2 separate regions of the Homo sapiens genome follow, and region 2 is linked to region 1. The links are chromatin loops, found by intact Hi-C in ENCODE. Cell type or tissue: PC-3. All regions are shown on one strand.

Evidence for each region. Peaks named below come from ENCODE experiments on the same cell type or tissue, not always from the same donor. Only the 100,000 strongest peaks of a DNase experiment are listed, where the experiment ranks them.
Region 2: a loop joins it to region 1, with 4 times the contacts of the local background. A loop is called at or near these places in 4 of 110 quality-filtered maps.

The regions. Positions count from the first base shown.
Region 1 is chr15:71,010,691-71,013,190 of GRCh38, forward strand. It overlaps LRRC49 (leucine rich repeat containing 49), which reads left to right. Exons shown (of 16, transcript NM_017691.5): 14 at 2,114-2,223. Among named protein-coding and RNA genes, the nearest start is that of THSD4, 100 kb to the right of the region's middle. In PC-3, a CTCF peak has its summit at 999 (motif pointing right); a DNase peak (open chromatin) is centred at 1,051; H3K27ac peaks cover 736 bases.
Region 2 is chr15:71,078,588-71,081,087 of GRCh38, forward strand. LOC105370886 (a long non-coding RNA gene) reads right to left here. Exons shown (of 5, transcript XR_932439.2): 4 at 1,210-1,378. Among named protein-coding and RNA genes, the nearest start is that of THSD4, 36 kb to the right of the region's middle. In PC-3, no CTCF peak of the experiment used is centred here; a DNase peak (open chromatin) is centred at 944; H3K4me3 peaks cover 459 bases; H3K27ac peaks cover 2,500 bases.

The sequences.
Region 1 (2,500 bases):
GCTTGTCACAAGGTAATCCCCCAGCTACTCAAAAGCCATGTTCTTTTAAAATATTAATTTGGAAGGAAAGAGAGAAGCTATGCTTCCACCTCTACTAAATTTAAACACTCCTCCAGAGGAAAAAAAAAACATCTTTAATATGTTGTTAGTCTTATTACAATATCTCTTGAAATTCAGAAGACCTCTTTATTGTAAGATTAACTGTAATCAACTTTCTGGCACAGTAACTGTGTTTCCCTGCAGCTGATACAGTACAGGTAGATACTTAACTCCAAAAATTCAGCATACTATGAGGAGACTGTACATCTCTGGATCAATGTACAAGCAGCTATATGAAATTTGCATCAACCATGGTATTTCTGTAACCTCAGAATCAGCCATCTGCTGAAGATGTTGGGTAAATCTGAATCTTCAGATGACTTTTAATTTCTCCAGCTAGTTCTCAAGAGGGTTGGCTCAGTCTTGTGTACTCATGTATACTATTTGGTACTTCCCCCGAGGTGAGGTTGTGAGTCCCTGGAAGGACCTAATAATTAGTCCTAAAGGTTTTCAAAGTTAGCCCAGACTGGAAATAGAATGGTTATTTTTACTGTGGGTGACTGAGTCTCCCTTAATTGAGGTAACACACCGTTACCTCAGTTAACCCTAAATGGTGTATTTACCCAGATATGGATTATTACTAGAATAATACCCATTATTATCAAACTTTGAATCAGGAAGGAATAGTGTAGTTATATAAAGTGGAGAAGAATTAGAAAGAATTAGAAAGAACCAATATAATTTATTCTGATTTAAATTTCTGAAAATCTCAATGCCAGGGATATTTGACACTTTATTAAAATACCTAAAATATATTCCTGTTTGTTAGGTCCTTGACCTTAGATAGTAATGTTACACTGCATTTTTACTTCTCTGTGTATAAAAAAGAATGATATTGCTTGAGGTAGAATTAAATTGAATTAATAGCATCAAGAAAACATGGAGTAGTGGCCTGCATTGGCCACTAGGTGACTATATTGGACCAAACACTACTTAGTTATTAGCTAAGGAAGAATTTGAAGTCTCCTTAACTGTGAAGATCCAGGGAAGGGAAGAGAGTTAGCCTGCACTGATTCATAGGTATGTTTGTGAATTATTGGTTTGTTTTAAAGAAAATGCCTGTGAAGAGTATTACAGATAGTGTCAGGAACAAATTTTCAAAAGATCCAAAATTTAATTATACCAGGGTTTCTAAACCTTGGCTCTGTTGACATTTTGAGCCAGATAATTCTTTGTTGTGGGGGCTGTCCTCTGCATTGTGACATGTTTAACAGCAACCCTGGTCTCTACCCACTAGATGCCCGTAATGTCCAGAAATAACTAAACATGTCTCCAGACATTGCCAGTTGTTCTGTAGGGGGCAAAATGGCTCTTGGCTGGGATCATTGAATTATATATAGACAAAAAAACAGTATTTAAAATGTAAGCAACCCTATTTTATATTAAAGAAAATATCCCCAGATAGTAATACAGGTACTGCTTTCAGCTTTTAGTACTTTCTTGGTTAATGTAAGAATGGGTCCTCATAGGGTATACTTGTGACAAGTTATTCTTTTTGGGGAGAAAGACTGATAGAATGAACAGGAGCATCCTTGCTAATTCAGTGAAAGTTCCATCTCTCAGGAAGGGACAAAATTATCCCTATAGGAGCAAGGTATGACCAACACCTTGGCTTACCTTTGACACATTATTAAAATGAATCTATCCCATTGATACTTGGGAATTTTTTCCTCTAAATCATTCTAATCCAAGAAGCTATAGGATTTCTGAAAAAAAAAAATACTAAAAATTGAAGGTACCTCAAGTGTAATTCTCAGGAAAGACAGCTTCTAAATCAGAGCTGACTCATCACCTCCAATCAGCTTCCATCATCATGAACCACAATTATACGTCTTCATTTTAACTCAAGAAAGAAAAATATCAATGAAAACTCTTCTTTCCACAGCACAGGAGAATGTGCTTTTGTGGGCTTAAAAGATAATATTTAATTTGGATCTCTCTTTGGGATTATATCAGTTTTATTCAGCTAAGAGTTGGTGTCATTTTTTTACCCCTTTCTATTGTGTCTCTTCAGGTGACACAGAATGATATGATAATGGCTGAAAGGCTCTTTGGAATCCTAGCACATGTAGCATCTTCTGAGTTACCCCAGTATCGTCTGATTTCCATTCTGGGTGATGCCAGGTAACCTTTAATTTTTGTAGTTTTTTATAGAATTACTGTTACACTAGAAAAAGAAATAAATTCCACATACCTCCTAACTATGCTAATTATGTGTTCCATAAACATGTATCCTAGACTGGCCTATTGAAAGTGTTGGGGATCTTAAGATAAATAAGATGAAGTCCTTATTCTCGTATGGCTTATAGTCTAATAAGTTAAAGATATACACATACAATTAAAACGTAATGTTTCAGGTGCTATAAGGGAGGGCTGTAGGAGGGACTAACCATATTTTGGA
Region 2 (2,500 bases), 68 kb after region 1:
TTTGCTTTTCTAGCTCTGAACTTTGTGCCTTTTCCAAAGTGATTCTAGGGATCAGCCTTCCAGTTTCCTACACAACAGCCTAAGGCATCTACAACTCCCAAACCAGTCCATGCCTCATTGCCATGGAGCCTGCTTCGGCCACATGCAGTGCCTGCTCAACAGAGGCAGGGATGTGCATAGCTGTTGTGTGCAGGAGCTGATTTATTAAGAAGTCCAACTGGCCAGAGCCCCCAAGAGAAACTCTCTTTGGGAACAGTGGGTGCTGTTGACTGCTTGCACGTGTCATTGCTTCAGAGGTCTTTAGTCTTTTCTGTCTGAACACCCTCAAAGTGGGGAAGTGACCTCTGATCATTGGATACTTTCCTAAGGGGAGTAGCAACAGTCTACAGGTATTCCTCCTGTGGTTATTCTGACAGTGGTAGGCTTAAACCCGGTAGAGAGGTCTTGCATTCTATCTGGTGGAGTGTGTGGCACAGAAACAGTTACGAAAACAAAAGCTTTTACCCTACTCTCCCACCCATCAGAAAGAGCACTGACTTTTAAAAAATATTTCCCCTTGCAAATCCTCAGTCTCAGAAGCAGGGCATTCGATTATGTTGTCAACACAAATAGATCTCATAAAATTCAAAGTTAAAGTCACTTCTGACAGTTTCTTAGCCTATAAAATGAGGGGGTTAGATCAGATAATCTCTAAAGGTCTTTCCGTCTTTCACAGCTTGTGACTTTATGGCTTTAGTCAACAGTATAAAACAAGGGCAAACGGCAAAAAAAAAAAAAAAAAAACAAGAAGCCTTAAAACTTAGCACAGGCTCTGGAGAATCTACAGGTATTTCAAAAAGACAGTTGACTTGAAATGTAGGAAGCCCAAATGAATTCTGAAATAGAGTAGAACCGTGAGAACGTGCTTGTAAAATGTGTCACCACCCACTGCCTTCCAACTGGCTCTGGGGCCTTTCCAGCACTGGGTGGTATCTGACTGATAAGTATCATTCTTTGTTAATGTAACCATGGTTTGTCATGTTTGCCAAAGGCTGGAAGAAAATTGAGCCAAGAGCTGGAAGCCAGAAGTTCCCCATGCCTGCCCTACACATCCAGGCTCTGAGTTTTTACTTTTTCTACTATATTGCCATGCAAGTAACTTTAACTTTGCTTCTCTGTTCTCTGTCACTGAGAAATACCATGTCTCCATGGCAATAGGAATGCATTTACCTTCACCAAACCTGCTCAAATCCTTGCTGAACAGGACGTAGCAGGAGTTGACTTTCCAATGGTGGAGGTTCAGAGTACAGCCTGTAGCCACAGAGAAAAGTTGCTTGTTCCTGAAATGCAGACACACCTCCAATCCAGAGAGCAAGTCATCTCGTGGAGGAAGTGGTAGCTGTAAAAATTCAAATGGAAAAGGCATAGGTAAGAGACAAATTTTCTGAAAAGTTTGCCTTAAGTTTGGCACAGAATTTGGGACCATTGCTTTGGCAATCAATGACACTCAGAGGGGAACAGAAGCCTCCAGGATGGGTGAGGTGGCTCATGGAAAACAAGTGTGTGCAGGGCGGAGAGGAGAGGACCAGGACAGAAGGCAAGGGGTTGAGGGGGTTGCCGTTCTGGGTCTGTTCCTAACAGGCATGCTTTTTCCAGTCTTTTCATGCCCTCATAAACCTTCACTTGGGCTGGTGGAGTGTTGCATTTCTTCATTTAGTCATTGAGTCATCCATTCCTCACTTACTTACCAGCTCATTCATTCAGAAAGCCTTTATTCCACACCTACCATGTGCCAAATAATTGTATTCAGCACCAGTTCACTCGGATGAATAGGGCATGGTCCCTGCCCACCAGGCTCACAGCCTGGGTTGAAGAGGTAGATGACTAAACAGGCGCATGCAATTCAACATAGTACGTGCCTCTTTGGAGTAAGCACGGATGTGGTGGGAGCACAGTAGAGGGGCAGCGAAGCCCACCTCGGGGAGGAGGTACAGTGGGGTTTTGAAAGGAGGGCCTCCCTTAAGGCTGCTGAAAGATGTGGTGTTATTTTTTATTTTTTACTTTTTTGTAAGAGACAGGATCTCATTGTATTGCCCAGGCTGGAGTGCAGTGACTATTCACAGGCATGATCACGGCTCACTGCAGCCTCAAACTCCTGGCCTCAAGTGATCCTCTTGCCTCAGCCCCACAAGTGGCTGGGACTCTGGCAAGTGTAGTGCTATTTAGTGGGTAAAGAGGGGGATAGGAAAGAGTCAAAGGGTATTCTAAGTTCAGGGGCAGCTTTCACAATGACTCAGAGACAAGGAAGAACATGTAGGGCTTGGAAGTCTGTAAGTGGTTCAGACAGCTCAGCTGATGAACTAACCCCACACACATCATGGTGGGCGTCACTGAAGCATTTACTGGGCAGCTCCTGTGAAGAAATCAGCTTGCTTGAGCTAAACATGTGAAATGAGTTCATTTGGCTTGACCATATTTAACTCCATGTGGCTGGGTTAAATGAAATGTTTCATCCTTTGGA